Linked DNA regions of Homo sapiens: region 1 is linked to region 2. Evidence: read pairs that join two places in POLR2A ChIA-PET (ENCODE). Cell type or tissue: PC-9. All regions are shown on one strand. Links, peaks and the distances in the headings refer to the core of each region. The heading gives the core; the rest is flanking DNA. Region 1 overlaps ABCA1 (ATP binding cassette subfamily A member 1). Region 2 overlaps SLC44A1 (solute carrier family 44 member 1).

Region 1 (16,185 bases), core at 5,078-9,077, 400 kb before region 2:
CTAATAGGTGATGCTTATTATGCTTTAGAGTCACTTTCCAAATATGGGCAAGAAAAAGCAGAGAGCTGCAGAGGGGTCAACAAAAGCCAAAGGCACTGAGGGAACACTTCAAATATATGATAAACTATTCCTTCCAATCAAGAAAGCTACAGCAGACTGAATATCCCCTGCAAAGATGTCCACACCCTATTCCTGGAGTCTGTGAATATGCACATTTCATAGCAAATGCACTGTGTAGATGTAATTAAAGTTATGAACCTCAAAATAAGGAGATTATCCTGGATTATGTGAATGGGCCCAAACTAAACACCTGAGCCCTTAAAAGTAAAGAACTTTCTCTGACTGGAGACAGATGTGACAGGAGGCGTCAGAGGTTTAAAGTGTGAGAGATACTCAACCCACTTGTGGGAGAGGAGTCACATGAAAAGCATAAGAAGGAATGATGGCAACCTTTAGGAGCAAAAACCAGCCCCTGCTGACAGCCAGCAAGGAAATGGACTTCAGTCCTACAACTGCACGGGACTGAATTCATCTGATATCCTGGATGAGCTCCAAAGCAGATTCATCTTCAGAGCCCCCCCAAAAAAACACAGCCCCACAAACACCTTGATATCAGCCCTGTGAGCCTCTAAGAAGTAGACCTAGGTGAGCTCTACTGTATCCTGGCTTCTGGCCTTATGAAATAATAAATGTATGTGGTTATAAACTGCTAAGTATTTGGTGACTTGTTATAGTAGCAATAAAAAAAAAAAGTACAATCGGAAGCAAATCAATCTCTCGGGCCAAAATTTGCTGGTCCACTACTATGGCTCCTTCCTGCAGTCCAAAACAGATTGGAGGTTTCTGTGAGACAGGAAGGTGGCCCTCTCCTCGCTCTGGGAAAGGTACATGCTGCTTTAGGAAGGACCCAAGAGAAAGTTAAGAAAAGTTCACCTGCCCAGCACACTCTACAGCAAAATACACCTTGCTGAGCAGCAAGACAAAAGAAGCCCCTGCCAGGTGGCCCTGAGCTCCTCCTAGAAGTTGTTAACTCAACAGTACAAATACAATGAGCGCACTCCATAACAAGTCTCCCTCATGACTAAGTGCATTTATCCCACAGATAATATTTCATATATCCACCCACCTTTGTTCTCATCAAAAGGATATCTTTTGAGTTGAGTCCAGCTCCTAGAAAATACCTGACACATAATAAGAACTGAATAAATATTGCTCAATGCATGAGTAAGATTTTTAAGTAAAAAGCAGAGAACACCTAATGGAAACTGCTCTTAACCCCAGGGAACTTTAAAAACACAACAGCGTTCTGACATCCAGTATTAATTTTCACACAAGGTACGGACTGAGACATAAATAAGAATCTTTGGGTGAAAAGTCTTGACAATATCTGAGCAAGAATGCAGTTTTTCACTGAAATACTCACCAGGACCACTTCGCTTGGTATGAGTTCTAACACTGATCTACAGAAGAAAACTTCTATCTTTTTTTTCTTTTTCTGAGACAGAGTCTCACTCTGTCACGCTGGCTGGAATGCAGTGGAGTGATCTCAGCTCACTGCAACTTCCACCTCCTGGGTTCAAGCGATTCTTGTGCCTCAGCCTCTTCAGTAGCTGGGATTACAGGTGTGCGCCACCACGCCTGCCTGGCAAATATGTGTATTTTTAGTAGAGAGGGGATTTCACCACGTTGGCCAGGCTGGTCTTGAACTCCTGGCCTCAAGTGATTCATCCGCCTCGGCCCCCACAATATGCTGGGATTACAACAGATGTGAGCCACTGTGCCTGGCTGAAAACTTCTATCTTGACGCAATTGTTTTCAAGGACATAATTTCTACTACTCATGTCAATTAAATTATCAACTTCTATTTATTGAGCACCTATTGTGTGCCAGGCCCCACACCAGGCTCTTCATATGTGTAACCAATAATCACAACAAAGAGTCAAATATATTATGTGTATGTAGAAGAAGAGAAAACTGAGGCTTACAGGGACTAAATAATTTATCCGACATCAATGCTGGTAAAATATTCAAATGCAATATTCAAACCCAGACCCAGCTGACCCTCCCACACTGCCATACTTTCCCCATGTTGCCAAAACACTGCTTTCCAGAGCACCCAGATTCTGAAGGAGGCCCAGGAGAAACTCACAATACCCTTGGCTGGAAACAGGGAAACACTCACGCACACACAAAAGGAGAAATGTTTCAAAATATGTCTCTCGTGAAATTCCACTTTTGGTACAGAAGCACATATTGAAAGAAGAGTTTCTCTCCCCATCATGTTGGGCTTTGCATCTCCGGTTGCTGCTACTGCTGCACTTCTTGGCACAGTTAACTGCCCATGTGCAATGTCATCACATGTCACATCCATCTACCATCACAAATGTTGAAATTTCAACCAAGCAGCAATAGAAAAAGGCTGCTTAATGCAAATCAAGTATCAGTCCCAGCATTCCAATTAAGGCCCTGCTTAATTCAATAAGTAAGAGTCACATTTCAAAATGTTTGGAAGTCATTTCATCCTAAAGCCTTCCTCAGAAATCATCTTTACACAAAACAATCCTGATCACTCATTCTACTCTAACTCAAGAGCCCCATTTTGAAGAGAGGTCTCTTGGTAACAGCAGAGGGGCAGAAGCAGAACCTGAGTGCTCCACAAACCCGAGATATGCAGAAAGCACCTGGTAGTAGCCACCTTAATCAATACCTGGTCATAAACCAACGCATCCACAAGGCACAACCACAACACAGCAGGATGGGACACAGTGTAGCTGACGGTTCTGAAGGTGCATTTCCCTGCACTCTGTCACGCTGCTAATCCTCCCAGAGAGATACTGTCAGGTTGAAACCTGAGCTGTTAATTATCAGATGATGAGGGCTAAACAGTCATTCTACTATGAGTATAATTCAGGCATTGTGTGAGTGGAGGGATTTTACCGGGTTGTGTACACAATAGGTGTTTAATGAGTAAACAGAAGTGAAATGGAATGAATGGGCACAGCACCGGAACAAATTACAATGTCTTCTAAAAACACCCATCTTTTCCAAAATTTCAATCATTCCAGCTGAAAGGGTGAGCATTTGTCATGCAGTGAAGCAGCCCAAAACAGTCCAAGAAAATGGTTTTGTAACAAAGTTTTGTACCATTCATAATAACCTTTCACCCTCTATGATTCACAGCACAAAAAAGACCAACAGGCTGCAAATGTCTGCACAAGTCAGCTTCTCTAACTTTTTAGGCCAGTTACTTAGGGTTGCAAAGATCCCTGTAGAGAAATATACCTTACTTTAAAATTATAACATGGGACCAGGCACGGTGACTCATGCCTTTAATCCCAACACTTTGGGAGGCCGAGGTGGGCAGATCACTTGAGCTCAGGAGTTCGAGACCAGCTGGGCAACATAGTGAAACCCTATGTCTACTAAAAATACAAAAAATAGCTGGGCGTGGTGGCAGGTGCCTGTAGTCCCAGGTACTCGGAGGCTGAGGCATGAGAATCACTTAAGCCTGAGAGGCGGAGGTTGCAGTGAGTCGAGATCGCGCCACTGCACTCCAGCCTGGGCAACAGAGTGAGACAGATCTCAGCTCACTGCAGCCTCCACCTCCTAGGCTCAAGCGATCCTCCTGCCTCAGCCTCCCGAGTAGCTGGAATTACAGGTGCCCACCATCACGCCCGGCTATTTTTTGTATTTTTGTAGAGACAGGGTTTCACCATGTTGGCCAGGCTGGTCTCAAACTGCTGACCTCACGTGATCTGCCCGCCGTGGCATCCGAAAGTGGTGGGATTACAGGCGTGAGCCACCACACCTGGCCGATACAAAAACTTTTTGATGGTCAATCAAAGGTATGAATCCTGAAGTGTGTTTCTAAGGTCACATTCTAGGGTATGATCTGGGAACAGGGTCCAGAAACTGAGTATTCTTAATTCTCTGGGAGGACCAACTCTCTATAAAGAATTCGTGCTGCACAAAATCCAAGAGTATTACAATTTCATTTTATTATAATAAGGAACATCTCTTTCCAGATACATCCTTCCTCCAGGAATCTTTCCCTGGTTTTAAGAGAATCTATCTGGTGAGTAGAAAACCAGAATCCTGGATATTAAATGATGATGTTTGGGGTAGCGAGAGGAATTTCACCAGAGCTCTCAGAACACCTAGAGACATATTTGTTCTGGAACTATATAAAACACTCTGATGACCAAACTGCTCAGGCTCACCAGTATTTTTTGGTTAAGAATGAATGGGTATTCTCATAGAGTGCTTCTCTGAACTATTGATTCCTAGGCTGAAAAAACTTCGTCGGAATTTTTCTTTGCAATGTTATTACTAAGTAAGCTAAATAGTGTGGTCTCATCTAATTCCAGGGCCTTCCAACTGTGACAGCCCACAATGTCATCTTTATGATGGGTTTTTAAACATAAATAGATATCCATCTTCCCATCAATGGTTTCAAGACTTTTTTTTTTTAAATATGAAGAACTCTGTTTTCAAATGAGCTCTTGCTTAGTATTATAATAGTAAAAACATGAAAAAGCAGGTCTTCTCTGATTGAAACAAGCACAAAAAACTTTTGGCTTAAACTCAGCCACACCCAGCTTATTCTTCCCATTCACCCTTTGGGAGATGGCCCAAAAGTCTGAAAGAACACTAAGAACACTTAGAATACCACTGAACTAAATTATATCACAAACTCCCAGCCAGCCGTACTTTTCTACAAAACAAAGTCATGCTGTCCAAGGAAAAGCCTCACATTCCGAAAGCATTAGTGCTTGAAGTTTCTCCAGTGAGCAAGTCTACTCACCAGGATTGGCTTCAGGATGTCCATGTTGGAACGAAGTACTCGCTCTGCTGCAGCCAGTTTCTCCCTTGGTAGGCCACAAAGCTCAGAAACTTCTTGGTCACCAAGTTGAATCATCTCTTCTGATTTTGATCCATTGCACAGACTTGTCAAATGTAACTGGTAGCCTTGCAAAAATACCTGGAAGCATTTCATGCAAAGAGAGACAAGCACAAGAGGATTATGAAGATTGGAAGCTGGGTCCTTGAAGTCTTTTGGAGAACTTCATATCAATACAGCTTTGAAGATCTTAAAACAGGTTCCATTGCAACAGTCCAATGCATCAGGTCTCTTTACTGAAACTCAGAATGTATCAAAGCACAAGGCACAATGACAGGACACTTAAAACCTGCAAGTTGCATTAACTCAGTATCTCCCACACTCTTGTCCCTCTTGCAAAGAAAAATCCAGAGTCCAACTCGTTTTCTTAAGAGTGGGACACATGATTTGGCAAACAGGAATCCAGAGTCTGAATTCCTGGAACCACTTTTATTAGATGAACAACATCCTCACTATTTTGCAATTTATGTTGTCTTTAAGTAGGACTGGGCTGAAATATGGGGAGAAAGCATTTATGCTATTTATCTGTAAGTGTAGATATTTAACTAAGACACAGAACTATGTTCTAACAATTTCAGAATTTGGAATTCTCCATTTTACTTGCCCTAGAGCAGAGTGCCAGAAAGCCAGGCCTCTTATCTCATTGATAGGCCAATTCTAAATCATTCTTATCTTTTCTTTATACCAAACCCACTAGAGAGCCTCTTCTTGGTCATATTTTACTTAATTGCCTTTCTGGACCTAAACTATTCTACTTCATACGTGGTCCAGTGGACCACAAGCTTTGAAAGAAGAGCCTGTTTATCCTGCTCACTTTGCATCCACAGTGCTGAAACATTATAGCCAGTATTTGTTGAAGGAATGAACAATGCAGACTCTTTATTACACCATTACTAACTGCCCTGTTTAAATTGGGGCAGGCTGATGTGCTTGTAGAACAACCTAAGGTGAGTGATGGACCAAAAGCCTCTCAAAACCCATGCAGCTTTTGAAATACTGCAGAACATTTGGCCTACCATGATTCCCATTAAGTTTTTGCTGACTGCCAGAGATACTCAAGCACACTTCAGTTCTACTCATTTCTTTAACTGGTCCTTGCTGCTAGGCTGTCAGCCTACAGTTAGTGTCTATGTTTAAGAATACTGACAACAGGCCGGGTGCAGTGGGTCATGTCTGTAATTCCAACACTTTGGGAGGCCAAGGCAGACGGATCACCTGAGGTCAGGAGTTCAAGACCAGTCTGGCCAACCAACATGGTGAAACCCCGTCTCTACTAAAAATACAACAATTAGCCAGGTGTGGTGGTGCATGCCTGTAATCCCAGCTACTCAGGAGGCTGAAGCAGAGAATCACTTGAACCTGGGAGGCAGAGGTTGTAGTGAGCTGAGATCACGCCACTGCACTCCAGCCTGGGTGACAGAGCGAGACTCCAACTCAAAAAAAAAAAAAAAAAAAGAATACTGACAACGGAGGGCCTTTGTTGATGTCATCTTCTGCCTCTGCCCAATCATGCTTTGTTCCCTTTCCTTTCCTTACACAAGTATTGATCCCAAGAATTTTTCAATAAATGTCTTGTATGCTCAAAAAAAAGAATACTGAAAATACAGAAACTCCAAGGACCATCCAAGGACCATCTCCATGCTTAGGATGCCCCTTATTTTAAACTGATTAGATGTGACAGATATGAAATTGGCAGGGGGCAATGGAAATTATGCTAAATGCAACTACTTTCAAAAGCCTGATGCCTTTGGCCCATCTCCTAACCACACAATTGGTAAACACAAGGCATATTTTCCTAGTTTCAGAAGGGCACGCAGTAAGCACATTTTTCTAATTTTAAAAATTCTAGATCATGTGAAGCAAAAAGCTTATTTTCAAGAATAAACATTTCCACTACTTCTGCTTCTTGTAAAGACAAGCTAGTATGCAGACACGAGATAGGGGAGGAAGCAGTTCCCCTTTCTGCCAGAGAATAAGCTCAAAAAGTGTCTCTGAAAAATCAATAACCATGCAAGCTGGGTCTGGTGCTACCCACTGCACAAGAGCTGTCTAATAATGATGCCAGAGGAAGTTTTCTATGATTCTAAAGTTAAAATTCAACATAAACACTAATATTATTTCCTGATTTTATAAAATTCTTTTTTTTTTTTTTTTTTTGAGATGGAGTCTCACTCTGTCAGCCAGGCTGGAGTGCAATGGCGTGATATTGGCTCACTGCAACCTCCGCCTCCCAGGTTCAAACGATTCTCCTGTCTCAGCCTCACGAGTAGCTGGGACTACAGGAGCATGCCACCACGCTGAGCTAATTTTCATATTTTTAGTAGAGACAGGCTTTGCCATGTTGGCCAGGATGGTCTCGAACTCCTGACCTCAAGTGATTTTCCCGCCTTGGCCTCCCAAAGTGCTGGGATTATAGACGTGGGATTACAGACCTTTGAAGTGATCTCGTCCATCCCACCTGAGCTTTGTGACACTAGTCCGTTCATTTCTGTTTCCCCAGTGCCATCTCACAGAGCTAAAATTGGAGAGATTTAAAGCCTTATTCCCACAAGCTGCAGGGACTGATCTCCTATTTAATGCAAAGCAAGCAACAGTTCTCAACTCAGTGCCACTGCGTCCAGCCCTTATTTTATAAAATTCTTAAAAGTCTCCAAATACACCCTTGTCTAAAGTCTCCTGTCCTCAATTTTTTAGACAGAGCTCCTCCAGATCAATAACCCTTAACCACGGTTATTGCCTCAGAACTGTGAATATTTTTTAAGTTTAACTCAACTTAAAATGTATCCCTTGTAGGAGGAAATCATCACAAATGCCAAGTGATAAGCCAGAAATCAATTTTATTTTAACCAGCTGGCCCATGACGCCAGGTTGCATATTCCACTCCTGGATGGTTTGGCAATTCCTGCCTGAATAGGGAAGTAAAATTAAGTGAAGTTGTATTCAAACTACCTCCCTCCCCTTCACCACCATTACAAGGACAAGGGTTTATTCATTTCTTTCCAGTAGCTGCACAACGTAATTGCCATCAGCCCTACTGAGGAAGCTGGAGGCATCAGCTTACCTTGTGGAGAATGACATCAGCCCTCAGCATCTTGTCCACAGTAGACTTTGGGAGAGAGAGGTTGTGATACAGGAACCCAGAGAAGGTTTCATTGTCCACCAGGAAATCTTGAAGCTTCAAGTCTATTGAGAAATAGTGTTTTATTTTTATTTAGTAAGTAACTCAAAAAAAAAAAAAAAGTGGGCACAATGGGACAGTGGAGAAACGTTATCATAATATTGATGATCAACAGTTGCCTGGCTAAACACACACAGGAATGAGATAGGGGAGCATCGCCATATCAGGAGAGGCATGAAAATATTGCTTTCTGGTAACATGTTGAGCCACACTCAGCATGTGCTCCTCAACTCAAACAGTGTGATGGTGCTGTTACACACACACACACACACACACACACATACACACACACACAGCCTTTCCTTTTCTTTTTTTTTTTTTATTTTGAGACGGAGTCTCACCCTGTCACCTAGGTTGGAGTGCAATGGTGGAATCTCAGCTCACTGCAACCCCCGCCTCCCGGGTTCAAGAGATTCTCCTGCCTCAGCCTCCCGAGTAGCTGGGATTACAGGTATGCATCACCATGACTGGCAAATTTTTTTTTTTTTATCTTTAGTACAGACAGGGTTTCACCATGATAGGCAGGCTGGTCTCAAACTCCTGACCTTGTGATCCAACCTGCCTTGGCCTCCCAAAGTGCTGACAGTACAGGCGTGAGCCACCATGCCCGGTCTTTCTCTTCTAAATGATCTCACCCACCCCACCTGAGCTTTGTGGCACTAGTCCGTTCATTCCTGTCTCCCCACTGCCTTTTCACAGAGCTAAAATTGGAGAGATTTAAAGCTTTATTCCCACAAGCTGCAGAGACTAATCTCCTGTTTAATGCAAAACAAGCAATGGTTCTCAAACTTAAGTATGCATCAGAATCACCTGGAGAGCTTGTTAAAATGCAGACTGCCGGGCCGGGCCGGGCCGGGCCGGGCCGGGCCGGGCCGGGCCGGGCCGGGCCGGGCCGGGCCGGGCCGGCCCCCACCCCCACCCCCACCCCCACCCCCACCCCCACCCCCACCCCCACCCCCAGAGTTTCTGATACAGCGGCCCTGGGATGCGACTGGAGAATCACTTACAGGTGATGCTGATGCTGCTGACCTGGGGACCATGTTTTGACAAACACTGGCAGAGTGCATTACGCATATCAAAGTGCCTTCACAGACATGGTCTCATTTTCATTCCAAACATAAAACATGTGATACAAAGCTCCAAAACCCAGGTCTGCCAGGCTTTAGGAAAACACATTAACATATATTTAAACCATCAGCCCTATTAAATGATTTGATTGCTAAAGGATTTCATACGGAATCTCCCTAAATAATAGGCCCTCTGAGTACAGTTAGAAAAGGCTTCAATCCAGTGCAACAAAACAGAAAAAGCAGCACTAAGAATCCAGAATTTTAGTTTCTAGAGTTGGAGGCTGTGTCTGGTGGCGTCCCTGCGTACCTCATGTCATCTTTCTGAACCTCAATTTCTTGATCTCCAAAATGAGAGGTTTCTGACCAGATGCTTGGTAGGAGCCCTATGACTCCGAAACAGTATAGTTTTCCCTGACTCATCTCATTTGGCTGTCTACCTCTTCTCCTTCCAACCCACTCTCCTAACAGCCTAACTTCTTTGTAATAAAGATAAAACCAGCTCATCAGGACCACATGAACTGAGCCCACATGGCCAGGCACTAAGCAACCTCTAGAGGGCAAACTTTGCAAACTGAAATCATTTACCAGAAGAGAAACAGGTTTGATCTGAAAATGGGGCTACAGTGTGAGGCTTAATGAGGACAGGAGTTAATCCGCGGAGCTAAGAGGGTCACATGCAGAGATAAAGTAACAGGAGGGCCTGACAGCCCAGCCAGTCTCTCATAAATGCTGTATGATCCAGGTGTATTCTGCTTTAGGCAAACTTCAGTAATATTGAGTTATATAGACAGAATAAATTGAGCAAGATTTACATCGCTAGAGAAATGATTCACTGCTACCCCTCTATGGCTAGCTCCTAGTTATTCCTCATGACAGCCAGTAGCTGTTCTTAGGCCCAGTTAGTGTCCCTCAGAATCAGTGCTCCTGCAAACTGCTACCTACCTGATGCTTCCCATCACATGTGACTCTACACTGTTAGCATTAGGCTCTCTACTGCAGTTGTCAAACCTCAGAGCACCTAAGCTTCATTTAGGGAGCATGCGAAAATGCAGTTTCTTGGGCCCAGTCCCCAGAGATTCTGAAATAGTGGGTCTAGAGTGCAGAGCCTACAAATCTACATTTGAATAAGCATCCCTTACACTTTTAATGTTGGGGGAGGGAGGTGTGGAACCACAGTTTAAGGAACATTGTTTTACTTGCATGTTGTCTCTACCAGACTATGCCTATAGGATAGGGAATATGCGTTCTTAGTACCACCAATGCCCAGATCAGGCCTGGCACAGAATTACTGCCCAGTGAAGGGTAGCTGAATACTAAACACTAGGAGATGGGATTAGGGCTGACAAGGTTCCAAAAGTATCTGAGTACCATCATAGGAGATTTCCTTTTAGCTGGCCAGGTCCAGGAAGAGCCCAGGGATGTCAGGACCATCCCCAGGCCACACCCCAGGAGTGAACAGGACTTCTAACCACTGGAACTGCCTTCCCAGGAACAGAAAGCGACATCCGGGGTCACTTTCTGTTCTTGGGAGAAACAGGAAGGAAGGTGTAAGCTGGTGTCTTCAGTTGAGGACTGGTGTGAAAAGGTAGACATTAATCACTGTACAACCATGGAAAAAGCACCACCCTGGGAGTCAGAAACCTGGGTTCTAAATCCATTTATTTGTCGAGTCATTTCATGTAGTTGTGCCTCCACTGCCTTATCTATAAAATGAAGGGTCAAAAAAGGCCTCTGTGAAACCTCAACAGAAACAGAATACACGTATTAGCTAACCCTCACTGACTAGGTGGGCCATAGCTTCCTCCTGAGCAGAGCCAGAGCAATACATCATATTGCACCAGGGAACTTCAAAACAGCTCCCTCCTTCCCAAGCAGGGTGGCAGAAGTGTGGGAGGGCGACCCAGGCCACCCCTGCAATGGGCCTAGGTCATCCTGCAACACTCTCCAGACCAGTGAGTGTGCTCAGCATGTTTATAAGACTTCTGTTATGTTAACAGGCTCTGAAGATGAGAACATCTGGATGTGATCAAGCTCCAGCCTCCTATCAGTGAATCCCCCGGATGAGACATAAGAACCCAGAGACTGATTAAACAGTCAACAACCCTTGGCTGTGCACGTGCATGGTGTGGTAGGTTCGCTGGGTTGGGAAGCAGCAGGGAGGGCCAAAGATCCTCCACTACAAAGAACTTGCAGCCTGATCACGTGGATATCCACCCATGTAGGCTTAGACTCACACACTAGCACCAACCTGTGTGAAAACAGGAAGGCAACATGGTGTAGTATACTGGTTCTCAAACATGACTGCCCGTTAGACTCAGCTGGGGGCTTCACAAAAATCCCAAAGCCCAGGCCACACCATGGAGCAACTAATGAGAACTGCTAGGGTAAGACCCAGGCATCAGAATTTAATAAAACCTGGCTGGGTGAGGTGGGCAGATCACTTGAGGTCAGGAGTTTGAGATCAGCCTGGTGAAACCCAGTCTCTACTAAACATATCAAAATTAGCTGAGTGTGGTGGTGGGTGCCTGTAATCCCAGCTACTTGGGAGGCTGAAGCAGGAGGATCACTTGAACGTGGGAGGCAGTGGTTGCACTGAGCAGAGATGGCACCATTGCACTCCAGCCTGGGTGACAGAGCGAGACTCTGTCTCAAAAAAAAAAAAAAAAAGAATTTAATAAAATTTTTCAGGTGATTGCAGCCAAGTCTGAGAAACAATGATGTGGGGGAAACATCAGGGTTTGGGACCAGAAAAACCTAAATTTGATACTGCACTCTCCTGTGAAATAGCTGTGTGACTGTGAGAAAGTGACTTTACCTCCCTGAGCACAAATTTTCTTACCAATTAAGTGAAGGTAATAGTATCCACATTTCAAAGATATGAAGATCAGAGATACTCATCATGGTAGGTGCTCAATATATGGTAATAATTTGTGATTATCAAAAAGATTTTTTCACTCAACTTTACCAATGTACAACAATGCCATTTATAGAAAAGATGGGGACACAGTCCCTGCCTTCGAGGAACTTTCAAGGCTGAAAGGGGAGATAAAGAGGCAAATCAATTCAAGAAGGCAGAAGGAAGGATAAGCAAGCCAAAAGGAGACAGTAAATGGAAGCACTGGCCCAAGATGAGGTTTATCTGTAAGTGCTTCATGGCGAGCAACCAGACTGGAGCCAAGTTCTGGAAAAGGACAGAGTCAAAAATCCCTAGAAGTGGCTGGAGAGGAAGGGGTAAGACCTCTCATGATGACAACGACCAGGACATTTTGTGGTCATAATGCTATGCACATAGTAGATTCTCAACAAATGAATGAACAAGCAGATAATTAGAGAAGAGATTTCTCAAAACCTCAGATCTGGGTAGTAGGAAGGGGAGAAAAAAGGAGGGGGTGAGGACAGAGTACAGTGGCTTTGTATCTGCTGGTCTCAGTCTTCTCCCCTATGTTGCTGGCAGGAAAATGGGTGGAAAGCCAAGAATATTAAGAAAGCCAGATGTCTGAAACATACCTTCTCCTCTTACCCCATCCTCATGACATGGCCCATGAGTCACCTCCTCCAGGAAGCCTGCCCTGGCCTTCCCATCCTCAAGCTGGGTTAGGTGGCCAGCCCTTTTTTGTGACTTTTTTTTTTTTTAATACAGAGTTTCACCCTTTCACCCAGGCTGGAGTGAAGTGGCCCGCTCTTGGCTCATTGCAACCTCCAAAGCCCCAGGTTCAAGCAATTCTCCTGCCTCAGCCTCCCGAGTTGTTGGGATTACAGGCACCCGCCATCACGCCCAGCTATTATTCCTTTTTGTATTTTTAGTAGAGTTGGGGTTTCATCATGTTGGCCAGGCTGGTCTTGAACTCCTGACCTCAGGTGATCCACTCGCCTTGGCCTCCCAAAGTGCTAGGATTAGAGGCATGAGCCACCGCGCCCGGCGTTTTGTGACTCTTTTGTGCCCAACATCCTATGTTTTCCACTAGTACCACACAGATCAAGCTGCAGTCACCCATGTAAATATCCTGCTCCCAGAAGAATAGAAATTCCTTGAGGGCCAGGGTTTTTAATTCCAAAGCCAGCAGTGCCTGGCACAGAGGAGGCACTCAGTAAATTGGATGAATGAATGAATAGATGGATGGATGAACTAATGAATGAATGAATACAAATGAGTGAATAAATTAATGACCTGATGTGATTTGGGGAATTGCCGATTGCAGAGAAGAAAATTCACCTTGCAGTGAGTTAGGGAAAAGATGAAGCAGGACATGAACTTGAAACAAACCAAGTAAAGAGGACACAAGAGTTCTGCTAAACCCACTCAGCCACGTCAGCCCAGATCAAGAGGAGAGTCAGGTGAGTGGCAGCTAGAAGCAGAGTGGGGAACAGGAGAGAGGAAGGCTGAGTTGATTAAATGATAAAATGGAGATGACAATGGCATCCACCTCATTGGACTGAGCTAGGTGTTAAATGAGCAAATGTACCTGCAGACCTAGTATAATGCCGGGCACTGAGTAAGGTGCCCGGTAAAGGATGGCTAATATCATCATCATTTTCAGGAATGACTGATCTGAACAGATTCATGGCTAATTTAACCTTAAAGCATATTCAGAATAGACAAGACACAGAAGTGGCTTTGGCGGCTAAGTTGAGATGTTGAATTTGTGATCTAAGGTATGCACATGTGTGTATGTGTGTGCATATGTATGTGTGTATTATAATACATATTAGCCTGGCTGAGTTCCTAAGACAGAATTATTGAGTTCTTTCTGCTGATACTATCTATAAGGTAAAGGAAAGGTTGAAGCTGACTGATTTGTCTACTCATAACTTTATGAAAGAATAAATAAATCTAGTATTTTACAGGGAATCACCAGGAATGATCATATCCACCAGTCACTGCAAGGATGGATATAGGTGGAAGATGACCTGGACGAAAGACCAATCATTCCACACAAGACAGGGAATACTTCCTGAACAGGAGAGTCATTTAGCCACTTAACTTTGGCCAATGAGTTAATGCGGACCTGGATTTTATAATCAGTAAAATGTGTGGGTTGGAGAAGATGATCTCTGAGGTCTTCTTACCTGACACTGAAAGGAACACAGGGCAAAACAAAATCAGCACTGGATACAGCATCACAGGGTCTGAATTCAAGAGTCAGCTCTGCCATTTCCTGACTGTGTAATCATGAAGCTATACTTTCCCCCCTATTTAAATCTCCCTAAGCCTCAGTTTCCTTGGATATAAAATGGGGCTAATACAGCACTTTGGGAGGCCAAGACGGGTGGATCAACTGAGGTCGGAAGTTCGAGACCAGCCTGACCAACATGAAGAAACCCCGTCTCTACTAAAAATACAAAATTAGCCGGGTGTGGTGGCGCATGCCTGTAATCCCAGCTACTCAGGAAGCTGAGGCAGGAGAATTGCTTGGAGGCAGAGGTTGCAGTGAGCCGAGATCACGCCATTGCAATCCAGCCTGGGCAACAAGAGCGACACTCTGTCTCAAAAAACAAACAAACAAAAAAAACGGGGCTAATAACATTCACAGGTTGTTGTGCAAACCAAAGATCAAGAACGTGAACGTGCTGTTTCAGGGGAAAAAGCTGACTTGCTCCAAGTGTTCGCTCGGGTAACTGGAAGGTATGACCTCTGTCACAGGATGCGGAGCTGGGCTACTGCTGCCAGCAGAAGAGAAAGTCACTATCCAGCAGAAGGTCAAGAGGGCTCTCCCACCACAGTCTCTTCAATACAGACCAAAATACTTGACCTGCTGAGCTCAGCCTCCTTGGTTTTGCCTGGAGGAGCAAACAGTGACCTACCAATTAGCCAAGAGCTTCTGTAAAGTGGGGCAAAGGAAAGGAAAAAGAACAAAAAACAGGTGACATGTGTGTTTGTGGGCTGGAAGAAACGAAGCAGAACCCTCAGCTTCTTGCCACACATCCAGGCCTCTGGGACCAAGCCGGGGAACCAGCTGGGACCTCTGGGACCCAGGTCCAGGCCTCTGGGACCAAGCTGAGGAACACATTTGCACGTGCAGGCGGAGGGGTATGACGCGGGGTGGGGGCGAGGTCCTGCTTTCCAGGCCATTCAGTGTTCCTTCAGTTCTCTGAGCATAGAGGACAAGGAAGGTGGGAGGAGGGAGGAGAGGGAAGAGAGGGGTGAAGGAGCTTGGGGGAGGCTGGGAAAGAAGGAGGAAAGGAGAGGAGGGAGAGCAGCTCAGGAAGGCGGAGGAGGAAAGCCCTTTGCTGAGCTGAGCTGAGCCAGACGGGGTTACTCTCGGTCAGTGCCCTCCAGTCCCCAGCTCAGGTTTCAAGATCTGTCTTCTCTTTTGCTCAACATGAAAAGGAACCAGAGCAATCAGCTGCTTTAGAAGTGGGTGGAGGAGGCAAATGAAAAAAAAGGAGAAGTAGGGAAAATCACATCAGCATCCCAGGCCCAGATGGTCTTCTTCAATGGACCCCTGGGGTGGGGGTGGGGTGGGGCCTCCCAGCCTGCTAGGAGCTGTCAACTGAGCAGGGCCTGGGAGCGGGAGACAAATTCTAACTCGTGGTTTTAATCAGCCTGAGCTTGTCCAGCCTTACAAATAAGACCTTGAAATACTTCTCTGTTATACAAGGGCTGGTAACAAATACACTCCAGTGTCTTTATGGTATTTTTTTGGTGTTTTGTTTTCCTGATGCTCTGCTGTCTTCTTGAAGAATAGACGATGCCTGCTTCACCAATAGCTGAGCACTCTCTGGGAAGACCTGGTTGTTGGGTGCTGAGGAGAAGGGGTGAGGCGGGGTGATGCAGCTGCTCCTTCAGGTGACTCCTTAGAGCAGGGGAGAGTAGGCCAGGGGTGTGTGGTACACACAGCCTAAGGACACCCATGCTGTTCATCCCGGCCTGGGCTTTCCAACCCAGGAGACACTTCCTTCTCTACAGAGAAGGCTCACCGAGGGATACCAAGACATACCTGAAAAAACTCAGTTCCAGAATTTTCCAGTTATGTGGCCTTGGGAAAGTCAGTTAGGCTCTCTGAGCCTCCATTTTTCTGTAAATGGAGGTCTAGCTT
Region 2 (16,185 bases), core at 4,178-8,177:
TTAAGGAAGATTAATTTGACAGCATAACTGCACCTGAATGGGAGAAATAGAAGGCAGAGGCCGCCCAGGGAGCTGTTCAGTAACTCATACCAGTGTAAACAGGAAACAGAGAAGAGTTATTGTGGAGTCAAAATAAAATAGACCTTCCTGACTTAATCTGGATATGTGGGATGAAAGAGAAGGAAAGAACAGATGTTTTGAACGCCACATCATGGAAGAAGGGTATTATAATGGCTAGACATGTTAGTTGAGATGGGGACTAGTTTGTGGAGAGGGGAAGATGAATTCAATTTTGTATGGACTGACTGGAGGTGGTACTGATATTAATACCTCCAGGCGGTATTTTCCATAGGGAATTGAAGACCCAGAACTGGATTTCAGAAAATGCTTTAAGTCATGAGCATATAGAATATAGAGAACACCAGTCATTGCTGGGGATTTACTGTGTGGTAGCCTCTGGGCTAAGCGCTTTACATGCAGTTCTCATTTTATTCTCATAACTCTGAGGTGGGTCCCAGTTAGCCTCATTTTACAGAGGAGGAAACAGAAACTCAGAAAGGCTAGGTACCTTGACTAGGATCGCCCAAGTAGTGTAAAACTGGGAGTAGTTCCAAGCCTGTGCACTTCCTGCTGTATTTCCCTCTGCTGTTCCAAGGACTGCTATATTAAATGGTAGATTGAATGTACCTTAGATACCACTTTTTTGTCTCTTAATTTCAGAGGTTGTGTGTGCTGTTTGCTGTTTGTTGTTTTGTTTTGTTTTTTGGGATGGAGTTTTGCACTGTTGCCTAGGCTGGAGTGCAGCGGCGCAGTCTTGGCTCACTGCAACCCCTACCTCCCGGATTCAAGGGATTCTCATGCCTCAGCCTCCCAAGTAGCTGGGATTATAGGCGCCAACCACAACACCTGGCTAATTTTTGTTTTTGTTTTTGTTTTTTTTTTTTGGTAGAGAGGGGGTTTCACCATGTTGGCCAGGCTGGTCTCAAATTCCTGACCTCAGGTGATCCGCCCGCCTAGGCCTCCCAAAATGCTGGCATTACAGGTGTGAGCCACCACGCCTGTTTGTTCTCTCTTTAAAGTCTATGTGTAGGTTGGTTTTAAATCAGTGCACCTCAAACTATAGAGGCCAGGGTACGACAGTTTGGAGCAGAGTCTGAAAGTGGTGGTTATAAACTTCAGACTCTAAGTAAGGACCAATGGCTACTGTGCGTATCCTCCAGGGCCCTTCCATATTTTCTTCTAAGAACTAAGTCTGAACAAGTCTGTCATGACAGCAAGTTTACTACTTGTTACTGTAATTGTGTTCTTTCCCCATAATTCACCAATTCCTGAAAATACACTTTTAAATAAGTAATGGATATTTATATGTTTAGTCAGTCTTTGGAGATTCATGGCCTTCGAAAGGGTTAATATAATTGATGCTTGTGTTATTAATATTGAGTGCCAACAAGGCTCTGGAGAGCAGTAAGAGAGGAAAGGGTGAAGAAAATGGCCTCAATAAAGTTGACTCTGGAGCACAAATGATTAGTGTGCACATTAAGATCAAATTACGAAGGCAGAGATTCCTACCATCAGAGCAAGAGCTGGAATTTTTAAAATAATAAACTTCATTTTAAAAACTCAGCATATTTAAGAGAGTTTTATTCCTTGCTTGCTAAGCCTCAAAGTTTTTCCAAATCTATTTTGCATGTGGTTTTGTATTTTCATGACAATTCTGAAACCACAGGTGTTGGAAGACAATTCTAAAGATACCAAGTTTTAAGTATATTTTGACATATTTTGAAACTAGCCATAGTTTTAATCAAGAAAAACATTTTTCAGTGTACACTGCTGATAGAAGCAGATTTCAGTTATGAAAGTTTGGAAATAATACTTTAATAAGGCACTTCATTTTAAAACTGAAAGCAATTCTAGTTTGCTGCTAGTTTAAAAAGTTTATAGTTTAATGTGATCTGAGAAAGTAAACCAAGACCAAGTGGAAACACTTATTTATCTTGAGGTTGCAACAAGCAAATTGAGCTGGGAGACTTCTGGGTGAGGAAGGATCTGCTACTTAAATCAGGCTCTAAGATATGATAGATGGTGCTCTACATGCCATCACTTTGAAAGATTTAAATGTTTCTTATGTAAGAATATCTTAATCAGGATTTCTCCCAAGTATGTGCTTCCAAAGCACCAGGGCTACAAGGTGTTCTGCCAAAAAAAGGGTTCTGAGGTCAGAAAAGTTTGAGAGGTTCTTCTTGCTCACTTCATACCACCCCCTCACTGGCCTCCCAACCCCATTTGAAAAGTAATCATGCATATTAACATATTTAGGGTCATTGCCCTGCCTCCCAGGAAACCAGTTTAACTTTGCTTAACTGGCCTTTATTGGACTTATCTGTCCTTTAAAATTTTTTTCACTATATCTTGAACTGCTCTCCTACACAGCACACTTTGAGTAACACTGCTTGAAATACTGCTTCTCAATTTCATTCTCCCAAATGACAACAAAAGTGATTATGGTGAAACCAGAAGCAACAATAAGGTTGTTGGATCAGGTGACTCTTAACTAAGAATCACTCAGCTCTGAAACTGACTTTAAGTGCATCACAAACTTCATGTTCTTCTTTAAGATATTGGCAAAAGTAGATAAATTTCAAGTCACTCAAGTATATTATAACTTAAAACCCTTTCACGTGAATCATTGTTTCTCAGATTAGTGATTTGAGATCTCCAAGGGATATTAGGTAGGGTAAATGATTGACAAAAGAATCCTTCAAGTTTGAAACTTGATAATATGAACTGCTATGGGGTCAGCTGGGCCAACAGCAAGAAGGGGAGCTATGATCTGCACTGGAGGATTTTCTCCTTTCTTCAAGTCTGCTGCAGCAGAGGGGCAGTTACAGTTATCACTTAAACTCCAAATGACCATTCGGAGATGGAATGCTATCTTTGGTTGGAGAAAGAATTGAGGATAGGGATGATGGGCCAAGCAAATAATAGATCCTCAATAAATGTTTATTGAATACATATGGAACAGGGATGGAGTATTCAGAGACTAAACATTTAGTTTGTGGTGCTGATACTTGTCAAGATTATGGTTAAAACAAATACAACTTGCCAATGGAGAGAAATGGGAATGAACCTGAAAATTAAAACTAGCTGCCGTTCAAACTGTTTAATTCTGGTGGGCTTTTGAATTCTACCTTGCTAGCATGTGTTCCTAGGTTATAATGAAGTCTTGGTGTATACATTAATATTAACCAATCAGGAAAAAAGGCACATCATAAGCTAGAACCCTCTGGGCCTCATCAAAACCTCAGTATGACAGGTAATCAGCACTGGACGATAGATTTATTATATAAGAATGAGGGCCTTCTTTCCCTTCTGCCACACCGCCTTCCCCCATTTCCCTGCAACACACCTCTTGTTTCTGGCCCACAGAGCATAATGAAAGCTCTTCTGGCCCATTTTCTCAGTGCCTGCCTGGGAGTAGACTGGGTAAAGCTCCAGTCTTAAGTATTTTGTTCAGAGTGTGACCTGGAAGATGACAAGCAGCACTGCTTCTGCCCATTGCAGCAATGAGGAAACTCAGGACAAAGGGAAGATGCTGAAAAGTAAAATAAAAGAACCGAGAATATCGGTAGAATAAAAAGAGAATCCCAAGCTGGCTGCATGCTTTGGTTCTGTTCAATGTTCATGGGCTGGTGTGCTGTCAGGCTAAGTACTGGGCTCAACAAAGAATGAGACTTTTCCTTCTGTAAGTGTGCAGTCTGTTAAGGGAGATGCTACGGAGGGGTGTAGCTTTGTCAGTGTGCCAGAGCCCAGCTGAATCTGTGTTTCTCTCTCTCTCTTTTTTTTTTTTTTTTTTTTTTGAGAGGGAGTCTCACTTTGTCGCTCAGGCTGGAGTGCAATGGCACGATCTCGGCTCACTGCAGCCTCTGCCTCCCAGGTTCAAGTGATTCTCCTATCTCAGCCTCCCAAGTAGCTGAGACTACAGGCGCCCGCCACCATGCCCAGCTAATTTTATTTTTTTATTTTTAGTTGAGACGGGGTTTCACCATGTTGATCGGGTGGTCTCGAACTCCTGACCTCAGGTGATCCGCCTGCGTTGGCTTCCCAAAGTGCTGGGATTACAGGTGTGAGCCACCACGCCTGGCCCTGTGTTTCTTATATAGCTAAATATTAGTATAGTTTACAAGGTGTAAAACACTGATAATTCCTTGCTAGATTTTAAACTAATTTTCAAAACTAAAAACTAGAAATACAAAAGTGCCCTAAAGGAACATAGATGTTATTTTTGAAGTTTGGTTTGTGTTTGTGCTTCACTGGTAAGGATGAAGTTCAGTAAACTTTAGGATAAAGTTATTGTGTCTGTAGGCATGACAGCATTTTATTATACAGAGTGAAAAAAATACTGTCCTTGAGTAAGAAAATAACAAAGCTTCAGATGCCTGTATGCAAGTCACAATGGCTTTTGAGGCAGTCCCATAGAAAAGATTGTACCTATAATATGGGTAATATTTTAATTTTCATGTTGAAATGACCAGCTTTTAAGCTAATAAATGAGTTTTCTTCTTTGATAGAGCAGATTCTAGAAATTTTAAAGTAGAACACATCGAAAGTATTCTTCTGTCGTTGTTGACTAACCTATGGTGGCTCTTTTGTTGCTCTTATGTGTTTATGACTTAGTCATGTATCTCTGCCCTGTTACCCTGCCAGGAAATCCATGTGCTCTTGCCATAGTCCCAAAGTCTCATACCTAACTGGGCACAGTGACCTGTTTAGTGTTCCATGGCCATGGACTAACTACAGGGTCCAGAATGGATTCAGGGACACCCAAGTATTCAATTTGTTTCCTACCACTACATCAGACCACCTTTCCATTTATCTTCCAGCTTTCTCCCATTCAGACATACATTTTCTGTTTATGCTCTTTAAGTTTTTAAATCTCATTTGGTTCCAAAAATGTTTTAGGTAATTTTTAATAAAATGTAAATATATTTAAGACTTTTGAAATGAAAAGCCAAAAGCTGAAAGGAGGTGGAGGTGGGATAAAAGGAAAAAGAAGCACAAATGTACCGAGTGCCTGAGCTTCTTCACCTACCAGTGTTTCTAGTCCTATTTTAGAATGATACTGATTCAAAGGAAATTGTCACATGGAATCCTTTTACAGAATTACACAACTGTCAGGGGCTTAAGAGGTCTACCAAGGTAGCCATGAATTTTATGTCACATACTCTACGTGGATTTTGTTCAGTCTTTGTTTAAACACTTCCAGCAACAGATAACTTACTGCTTCCTGAGGCATTTGTTCTACATTCAGGCAGTTATTAGAAATTTCATTTTGCACTACCGAGCTCTGTGTCCATGTAACTTCATTGTTCTGATTCTGCACCCATTAGCCAAACAGAATAAAAAACCGAAATTGGCCTTTAGTGTGTGCCAAGGTATGTGTGTGTGTTTTAAAGTTAAACACCTTTAGTTTTTACAACCATGTCTGAATGTCAGACTTTCAGAAACTTTACTGTTCTGGGCCACTTCTTTACTTTACTTTTATGCTTTCATGATTAAATCTATGTAATTTTTATTTTTATCAGTTACACATGTGTGTATTTTTTTTTTTTTTTTGAGATGGAATTTCACTCTTGTTGCCCAGACTGGAGTGCAATGGCGCGATCTTGGCTCACTCAACGTCCACCTCCCGGGTTCAAGTGATTCTCCTGCCTCAGCCTCCCTAGTAGCTGGGATTACAGGCACCCGCCACCATGCCCAGCTAATTTTTTGTATTTTTAGTAGAGACAGGGTTTCACTATGTTGGCCAGGCTGGTCTTGAACTCCTGACCTCAGGTGATCCACCCGTCTCAGCCTCCCAAAGTGCTGGGATTACAGATGTGAGCCACTGCGCCCAGCTCATATGTTTGTATTTTAAAGAGTTAAGCATTTCTAGGGCTTGTTATTTTAAAAAGCTCCCCACCCTCCCCATTTTCTGCTGCCCTGAGACCACCACTTTTAAATCTTTAATTCTTTTGCTTTTCCCCCTATATATCTTTAATATGCTTATACTGCTACCTCCTCGCTTTTCAATTTTTGACATTAATTTTGGACTCCACTGTAGAAGATAAAGATTGAGCTGTCTTCCAACACCATCCTTTGCCCTACCCTGTGCACCTACTTCGGGTTGCCCTTATCCTTCTGCTGCAGATATATCATCATAACTTTGTTTGGATCAATGTTCAGTCTTTTTTGTTTGTTTGTTTGAGATGGAGTCTACTCTGTCACCCAGGCTGGAGTGCAGTGGTGTGATCATAGCTCACTGCAGCCTCAACCTCCCAGGCTCAAGTGATCCTCCCACCTCAGCCTCCTGAATAGCGGGGACCACAGATTTGCACCACCACGCCTAGCTGATTTTTAAAAATTATTTTGTAGAGATGAGTTCTCATTATGTTTCCCAGGAGGGTCTCAAACTCTGGGGCTCAAGTGATCCTCCTGCTTTGGCCTCCTGAAGTGCAGGGATTACAGGCGTGAGCCCTCGCACCCTGCCTAATGTTTAGTCTTCATCTTATGACTAAGTGGTTGCTCTTAACAGCCGAGTCATGTAGTATTTCATCATTTGTCACTCTTGGAGATCGTGGTTGTCTTGTTCTACTGTCTACCCAGCTTTCTATTAATATGCACTTATAACTAATTGGCTTATAAACTCTCACCTAGTTGTGTGACTCTCCTTTGAGTAAGCTCAGATACCTTAGATATTCTTTCAGTTTCAATTTCCTGAATAGATCTCTCCCATACCTCCAAACTGGGCTGGATACTCTTCAGGCCTGCTTTTTTACAAAGCTGTCAATTTAAGATCTCCCTTCACATCATACCTGGAATTTTTTTTTTTTTTTTGAGATGGAGTTTTACTCTTGTTGCCCAGGCTAGAGTGCAAAGGTGCGATCTCGGCTCACCACAACCTCTACCTCCTGGGTTCAAGTGATTCTCCTGCCTCAGCCTCCCGAGTAGCTGGGATTACAGGCATGCGCCACCACGCCTGGCTAATTTTGTATTTTTAGTAGAGACGGGGTTTCTCCATGTTGGTCAGGCTGGTCTCGAACTCCTGACCTCAGACAATCTGCCCACCTTGGCCTTCCAAAGTGCTGGGATTACAGGTGTGAGCCACCGTGCCAGGCCCATTCTTTCTTGTATTGGATTCCCAATTATCTGGATCCCATGTGCTTTTTTAGTTTATTTTTTAATTTACATACGGTACAATTCACTTTTTGTTCTACAGTTGTATGAACTTTGACAGACGCATGGCCTTATGGAGCCACCACCACCAGTAGCAAGATACAGAACAGTTCTCACTTCCAAAAATTCCCTTGAGCTGCCCCTTTGTCATCAGATCACTCCTCTACCCTTGGCAACCACTGATCTATTCCTGTAGTTTTGCTTTTTCCAGAATGTCATATAAATGGAATCATACAGTATTGTAAACCTTTTGAGTTTGGCTTCTTTTCTTCAGTGTAATGCATTTGAGATGCATCCATGCTATTGCATGCATCAATAGTTTGTTTTTATGGCTAAGTAGTATTCCATTATATGAATATATCATAGTTTATTCACCAGTTGAAGAACACGGGGTTGTTTCCAGTTTGGGATGATTATTAATAAAGCTCCTGTGAACACTTCTATGCAGTGTGAATGTTTTCATTTATCTTTGGTAACTATCTGGGAGTGGAATTGCTGGGTTGTATGGTAAGTGAATGTTTATAAGAATCTGCCAAACTGTTTTCCAAATGGGCTGTACCATTGTGCATTCCCATGAGCAACGTATAAGAAGAGTTCTAATTGTTCCATATCCTCGTGAGCACTTGGTATTGTCAGTTTATTTTTTAAATTGTTGGCATAGACGTTTAGTGATATCCCACTGTGGTTTTAATTTGCATTTTCCTAGTGACCAGAGATGTTGAACATCTTTTCATGTACTTATTTAACATCTGTATATCTTTCTTGGTGTTGTATCTTTCGAATTATTGCTCTCTCTCTCTCTTTCTCTGTGTGTGTGTGTTAAGAGACATGGTCTAACTCTGTCACCCAGGCTGGAGTGCAGTGGTGCAATCATAACTCACTGCAGCCTCAAACTCCTGGGCTCAAACAGTCTTCCTGTCCTAGCCTCTCAAGTAGCTAGGCCTATAGGTGTGTGCCACCGTACCTGGCTAATTTTTATTTATTTTTTATTTTTATGTAGAGACGGGGTCTCACTATGTGCCCAGGCTGGTCTCAAACTGCTGGCCTCAACCGATCCTCCTTTCTTGACCTCTCAAAGTGCTGAGATTACAAGTGTGAGCCACCATACTTGGCCTTCATTGCTTATTTAGCAGAGGGGTTTTGTGGTATAAGTGAGTTCGCTTCTCATCTTTTCCCACCACTGGCTCGGGAATGAATTATGCTTTTGATATCATAGCTAGGAACACTGCCTAGTTCAAGGTCACAAATATTTTCTCCTATGTTTTATTCTAAAATTTTCTAGTTTTACATTTTACACTTAGGTCTATTATCCATTTTGCCAATCTTTATATAAGGTTTGAGGTACAGGTTGAGTTGGTTTTTTGTGTGTGTGTATGAATATCCATTTATTTCAGTGCAATTTATTGACAAAGACTATGTTTTCCATTGAATTGCCTTTGTATCTTTCTCAAATATCAACCATATATGTGTGGATCTATTTCAGAACTTTCTGTTTGGTTTCATCCATTTGTTTGTCTGTCTTAATACTAGTACTGTATGGTCTTAATTATTGTGGCTTTATAGTATATATTGAAATCAGGTTATGTGAGTCCTTTAACTTTTTGCTTCCTTTTCGAAGTTATTTTGACTATTATAGTTCTTTTGCCTTCCCCTATACATTTTAGAATCAGCTTGTTAATATCTACAAAAAATTTTGCTGCGATTTTGATTTGGCTTGCATTGAAATGCATGGATCCATTAGGGAAGAATTAATTGTCAAATTAATACTGAGTCTTCCAATCTATGAATGTGATGTAGTTCTCCATTTATTTAAGCCTTCTTTGAGTTTTTTTTTCTCCCCATCAGTGTCTCTGTACTGGTGTTATTTTTCTTGGTTTATTCCCTTGATTTGGTAGACCACCTCCTTCAGTAGCTTACTGAGAAAGGCTCCATGAGGGAAGTTTGTTGACACCTGGCATGTTTTTATTTTTATGTCACATATGTAATAGTTGAGTGGATACAGAATTCTAGGTTGGAAATTATTTTTCCTCAGAATTTTAAATGAGTTGTTCCATTGCCTTCTGACTTCTAGGGTCGCTGTTGAAGTCTGCTATTCTGATTCTTGATTCTTCATATTAAACTTATTCTCTCTCAAACCTTTTAGGATCTTCCTTATAACCCAAGTTCTGACATTTTTCAGCGATGGGCCTTCTATCCATTATGCTGGATACAGTATGGGCTCTTTCAATCTGGAAATTTCTGGTTTGCAATTGGGAAAATTTTTTCTTAATTCTTTCTTGGATTTTTTTCCCCCCATTTCTTCCCCGTTTCTGAATTTTCTTACCATTTAAAAGTATTTTTGAACTCCTTGTCTTTTCTCCACAATGCAATAGATTTCCTTAATTTACCTTTCAGTATTTCTATTGTGTTTTTATTTCTGCTATGATTTCTAATTTCCTAGTGGGTGCTTTTGTTCTTTTCAGTATTCTTTTTTGTTTTTACATCATCTGTTATCTCTCTGTGTGTGTTTTAATTTCACTTCTCTCTGCAACTGCATCATCTTTTTCTTCCAAGTTATTTTTTCCTGTTTGTCATGGTAAAAGATTCCTTAACTGTCTGGTCATCCTTAGCTATCTAGTTATTATTAATATTTAGGAACGGGGCCCTAAAAGATTGTTTGAAAGCATTGTATTATTTGGGTATGGGATTGTTGGCTGTGGCATTTTCTGTAGAGTGGTCTGGCTCGCCTTTTTCTTCGGGAAACACTAAGTGTCAGTATCGTTTGGTCATTTCTCTTGGACTCATCAGATTTCCCCAAACAAGTCTCTTCTGGGCTCCTGGAAAGGATATTAATCTGGCTGCCAGAGTCCTGGGACTCAAGCAGGGAAAGAAGGTTGGGGTGGGTGTTGGTTTCAATATTCAGTGTATAAACTTCCACTTCATCCTTTTGTTTTCTGTGTGGTACCTGTGTGTGGTCCAACTCTTCTGGGTAGAAGAGGGGCAGTTGTCCAACTGCACAGAAGATCTGAATGCTCTCATGCAACCCAATGAATCCTTCATTTTTAGCCCCATTGTCATCTCCAGTTCCAGAGATATATTAAACCATGAATTCCTGAGTTTTGAGGGAGTTTTGTGGTGTAAGTGGGTTCACTTCCTATCTTTTCCCACCACTGGCTCGGGATTCAGCTTTTTCGAGTGTACTAGGTCAATTTATTCTCCCACCTGCTTCGTAGTTCCAAATGTTTTAAATCCCTCTATTATTTCAGTGGAGTTTTGGAAGGGAGCCGAATTCAGTGCATGTATTCAGTTAGTCAACATTTACTCTAAGTAGACTATCCAAATCTCTTTCATTGATCTGAGTTCTATTTTAACGATCTTCTTTTTTTTTTGAGACGGAGTTTCGCTCTTGTTGCCCAGGCTGGAATGCAGTGGCGCGATCTCTGCTCACTGCAACCTCCACCTCCTGGGTTCAAGCAATTCTGCCTCAGCCTCCCGAGCAGCTGGGATTACAGGCAAGCACCACCACGCCCAGCTAATTTTTTGTATTTAGTAGAGACAAGGTTTCACCAAGTTAATCAGGCTGGTCTCGAACTCCAACCTCAGGTGATCCGCCCGCCTTGGCCTCCAAAGTGCTGGGATTACAGGCGGGTGCCACCGTACCTGGCCAACAATTTTCTTAAAGTGGGGTATGCAAAAAGCAACTCACTAAAGTAGATATAGGTAGTCCTTTCTTCTGGATTCTTAATGTTGCCTTATGTTGAATTCGCTTTTTCAACAACTTCACTTACGTTACCTTGCCGTTCACCAAAAGCTCTTAAGAAAGCCAGCTTTCCCTTTTGTGCTCTTGTTTCTTGTAGAATTTTAAAAACATAAGTATGAAGTTGGAATTTTCCCCAAGAAATTTAAAGCTGTTGATTTTTGCCCAGCTTTATAGACTGTCATGAGCTTTTATTTTTATTATCCAGTGTATGTGCTCTTCCTTTCCCAGGTTTCTATTATCTGATTAATATTAATAAATTTATGTCTGCATATTAATTTAGGGAACACCTCCTAATTGTGGCATTCACTATAGGGTGGCCTGGCTGGCCTGTTTGCTTGAGAAACCCCTAATGGCAATATCTTTTGGCCTTGATATTATTTATCATTTTGTTTTTATTTTTAAACATTTCCTTTCAGATCCTCTCTTTAGACACTCTTTTTAACTGGTCACCTCTTTTCTCAAGACCATTCTGGCAGTTTCCTATACAGCTGACCTGTACTTTAGTCCATTTCCTCCCATGTTATCCCCTGAAATATTACTAGAGTTAGGATTAATAAATTTTAATAAAATTCAGGTATATCATGTATTTCCCAATCTCCATTCTTCTATCAAAAAAGGACAAGACTTTAGCCAGGAATGGCTTACTCAGGTGCATGTGTTGGCTCTTACTGGTCCCCTCTTTCTTGTGTAAGTGCCCACAAACCCTCCCTTTGATATTTTGTTGTACAGTTTTACTGAGAGTTGACATTATGCTCAATTGCTAAGTGGGTAGCATTCACTTTCTTCCCCCTTTTAAAACCAGGGATGCTGCCATGTTCCTCTCTGTGTTGTATTGCTGTGGTTTTCTACAGTTGCTTGAAGGTTACTGACAGCTGCCAGCAGTCTTCTTTGCACAAATCCTCTTGGTGTTTGTTCAGGCGTGTGACTTGTCTGGACCACCAGGGTGTGAACTCTAACTTGGGAGACAGGAGAGGCAGGTCTTAAACTCTCTCGTCTTAGTGTGCCACACTGGTAACATGTAGAAGACACTCAGTAAATGTTTCAGTAAGCTTGTTTATTTGAAACAGTTTACTCACCTACTAGAGCTTCAATGTTTATAGACCAATATTGAATCCCATCCCACTAAATTTTGGTTATACATGTAAGGTGCTTTCTTGTGTTAAAGTGTTAAAATTTATTGAAAAAAATATCTTTTCCCAGTACCTGCTAATGTCCCAAGCGTCGTGCTGGGCTTTGGAGAGATCACAACACATGACAGCTCTTACTGTCATGGAACTCAGTGATGTTTCGTGCATGATCATCCTCTCCACTTGTTTATTGACATTGGAGGTGGCATATGTGATGTCCCTTTTTCTAAAAAATTTTCTCCTAAGACTGTCTGTAGTCTTTCTTTACGTAATCATATCTGACATGGGTCAACTTTGTTGCTGCCACCCTAGCCCAACTCATGGTCGTCTTGTGCTTAGCTGCCTACAGTTCTTTCTCCACTCAATAGCCTGAGTGATCAAAAAGGTGATTCAGACTCCACATCCTCTCCCCTCCAGAGGCTTCCATCACACTTAAATATAATATCCAGACTTCTTCTCTACCTTACTCTGGCTCTGCCTCCCTCTTCACCTCCCCACTACCATCCTTCTCATTTATTATGTTCTGGCCAAGTTCATTGTTGTCAAACACCTCGAGATCCTTCGTCTTTCAGGGCCTTCCTTTTCTCTCTGGCTCTACCCTTAGATTTGCCAGACTTCCTCCCTCAGTTCTACACCTTGTACCCTAGCTGTCATTTTCTGTTTCTTTACTTGGCTGTATTTTTTTAAAAGCTGATCATCACCTGAAATCATTATCTATTTTTTGTATTGGCTTTCTCCCACCATAAGCACTGGGATTTTGTCAGGTCTGTTGACTGCTGTATCCCCAGTGTTAGAACAGTGCCTGGTCAATGTTTGTTGAATGAATGATGCAGTAATTGTATCAACTTACATTGTTTCTTTCTACCTCTCTATTTTTAGTTCAGAGCCCTTTGGATGAGACAGGCGTTTCTGAACAAAGGCATTCTTCCAGACTTAATTAGGTTCCCTCTTCTAGGGTTAAGTGCTTAATCTTTGCAGCATCTTAAAACGGTAAAAACTAAATTCTATTCTTTGATGCCATCTATGTAATCAGTGGTTAACTTTCACACGCTTCTTTCCTGTTGGAATAATAGATGAAAAGACCAAGCGTGGCTTTAAGTCCTTCTGTTTTATAATTCCTGGACACATTTCTCAAATTTCTGCTGCAGGTTTTCTTGTTATCCCATAATCTTGACAGGTTTTCTCTCACCTCTTGGATTCCTGCTGTCAGACCTTGTTAGGCTTGTTAATTTTCTGTATAGCATGGAATGATGGTTTTCTAGAAGGTTCTGACAAACCCTTACTCTCATTTATCTTATTGCTCCTCTGGTACAGAATCTTTCATTCCTCTCCTATGTTCCCTTGTATCTTTTTTTCCCCCTAAATTACCTCCCTTAATTCCAAGTGGGTGGAAGGAAAAGGAATGGAATTTGGTCTTAAAGGATGAATAATGACTTCGTTGGAATATCAGTAAAGGAACTCTAGTCTGCGGGAATGGTACGAGCAAACACATAGAAGTGTGAAATGTGTAATGTGTTTGGCAAAAGTGGTTTGGGATGGCTGGAGTGTGTGTTTATCTCTAGTGTGAAGTCTGGCCAGAAAGGTAGATTGTGATCTTTTTCTTTTTTTTCTTTCAGACAGAGTCTCACTCTGTCACCCAGGCTGGAGTGCAGTGGTGCAATCTCAGCACACGGCAACCTCCACCTCCCAGGTTCAAGTGATTCTCCTGCCTCAGCCTCCCAGGTAGCTGGGATTATAGACACCTGCCATCACGCCTGGCTAATTTTTGTAGTTTTAGTAGAGACGGGGTTTCGCTATGTTGGCCAGGCTGGTCTCAAACTCCTGACCTCAGGTGATCCTCCTGCCTCGACCTCCCAAAGTGCTGGGATTACAGGCGTGAGCCACTGCGCCTGGCCTGATTGTGATCTTAAATGCTAGTTCTAGGGTTATGGAAGTCTGTACTTTGGTCTCATAATATTTTTGTTTCTCTGGTGTAGAAATTATTTTGTTATGTTTTACATACTAGTTGAAAGCAAGAGTCTGTTTTTATTTTTTCCTCATCTTCAACAGTATCTAATAGAGTAGCTTGCACATAATAAGAGTTCAAAGTTGAGTTGAATTGAATTCTGATAAAATGGTTTAATTTTCCCAAGAAAATCTAGAAGCCTGGACTCTTTCTACTGAATTAATCAAAAGGAGAAAATACATAACTTTTTTAATTGTACACCTTATATGAGTCTGTACTGTAGATATTCATTTTTTTGTCTTCTTTATATCTCCTACCTCACTTTTCCTTTTTGTAATATGTAATCACCACAACAGGCAGTCTTGGGATCAAGGAGAGGGGCTTGGGAGATATTTAACTCCTCAGTATCTCCATCAAGTCCCCATTCTTTGATAGGACAGTTAATCTTTTCATAATCTTCAATGCAGTGCTATGCAGAGGCATGTTCTTGTACCTCCTTCCAATCAGAGAACTGCGTGTGTCCCTCAATGCAGAAAATCTGGAACCACCATCAAGAACAAACTTATATACCTTTGAGAAAGGCTGAGAGAAAAAAAAAAAAGCCGTATGTATTAGGTATCACTATTCTCTTTACAGGTGAAAAAGCTGATTCATAAAGGTTAAAGGTCTAAGATTATTTAGCTAGTAAGCAAATGAGTTGGAATTAGAACACAGGTCTTATATTATTTTCTTTCCTCTATTTTTTAGGTATCCCAAATTCCACTTAAGGTTGATGAATGGCCTACTGGTCAGTTGAAAAAATTCAATTTGTGTAGCATTGTCTAGCACAAATGCTGAAAGTAGGTCTCCTCATCTGCTAAGGGATATAAGCAAATTCAAAGCCTCTGGCCTTTCTTGTGACACATGCATGAAAGTAGGTAATAAAAAGAAAAGTAAATATTATTTTATGCCACAGTAAGTATAATGTTAAAATAATTTCAGTACGTTTAATTTTCTTTCATATATATATATATATGTATGTATATATAATTTTTTTTTTCTTCCTTGAGATGAAGTCTTGCTCTGTCACCCAGGCTGGAATGTAGTGGCGCGATCTTGGCTCACTGCAACCTCCGCCTCCCAGGTTCAAGCAATTCTCCTGCCTCAGCCTCCCTAGTAGCTGGGATTACAGGTGCCCACCAGTACACCTGGCTAATTTTTGTGTTTTTAGTAGAGACAGGGTTTTGTCATGTTGGCCAGGCTCATCTCGAACTCCCGACCTCGGGTGATCCACCTGCTTCGGCCTCCCAAAGTGCTAGGATTACAGGCATGGGCCACTGCGCCCAGCCCGATAATTTTTATTACAGTAAGTTTGATTAGAGTATGAGTGACCAAAATCTATTTCTAAAACATAGAGTTATTGGTGAATTAGAAGGGGGTGGATGTTATTCCTTATTGTCAACATGGTTCATGTAGACTGTGGAGATGAATGGATTACATTTGGCTTTTATTAATGCTTACAAGCTGTATTTTTCCTTTTTTGCTTTTTTCTAGTTCTTATTGAACAGGATTGATTTGAAAAATTCACATGTAAACTCAGGATGCTGGGCTCTTATATCATTTCATGGTGGATGATTTGTGTAAAATTGCAACTGAGTGAATTTCATTCAAGCAGTAGGAATCTTGAAGATGTGAGTCCATTACTAGCAAATGTTATGTTCTGAGTATATTGTCTGAGTTTTTTTTTTTACCTGCAGTCACAGAGCAGTGACAGTTCATACCATTGTACATAGCCGTATCATACTTCATTAAGCAGTTTTGTATTGCTCTAAAATCACTGTTTTTGCTTTTTTCCTCAACAATATGTGTCTGAGTTTTTTTTCTCTTAGTAGGATTAATAATAATCTACTTTCCCTGGCTGTGATGCTCTTTAGAGATCAAACAGCATTTCTAAGTTGCAAGGAATCTTCCACCCTGTTGTCTTCTGCTTTTACACACCCACACAGTCACATGTTAATGAATGTGATAGTTCTGTAGGTTATTATTTCTTTATGCATATAAATATGTTTCATGGTACTTAAAGACAGGGTAGGGTAGTAATACTGACACTGATGTTAGAGGGAAAAGTAGTGAATAAAGCCAATAAAAAAACCAGTAAAGGATATATCCATCTGTGAGGTTTT

What was found. ChIA-PET counts read pairs that join two places held together with the same protein. Peaks named below come from ENCODE experiments on the same cell type or tissue, not always from the same donor. Only the 100,000 strongest peaks of a DNase experiment are listed, where the experiment ranks them.
Region 1: POLR2A ChIA-PET joins it to region 2 with 8 read pairs; 2 of 35 experiments call an interaction of 5 or more read pairs at or near these places.

What each region holds. Positions count from the first base shown.
Region 1 is chr9:104,853,718-104,869,902 of GRCh38, forward strand. ABCA1 (ATP binding cassette subfamily A member 1) reads right to left here. Exons shown (of 50, transcript NM_005502.4): 6 at 7,962-8,083; 7 at 4,805-4,981. Among named protein-coding and RNA genes, the nearest start is that of ABCA1, 66 kb to the right of the region's middle. RefSeq lists an enhancer at 15,466-15,555. In PC-9, for the core only: no CTCF peak of the experiment used is centred there; no DNase peak of the experiment used is centred there.
Region 2 is chr9:105,257,941-105,274,125 of GRCh38, forward strand. The region is part of intron 1 of SLC44A1 (solute carrier family 44 member 1); the gene reads left to right. Among named protein-coding and RNA genes, the nearest start is that of SLC44A1, 21 kb to the left of the region's middle. In PC-9, for the core only: no CTCF peak of the experiment used is centred there; a DNase peak (open chromatin) is centred at 6,611; H3K27ac peaks cover 1,439 bases.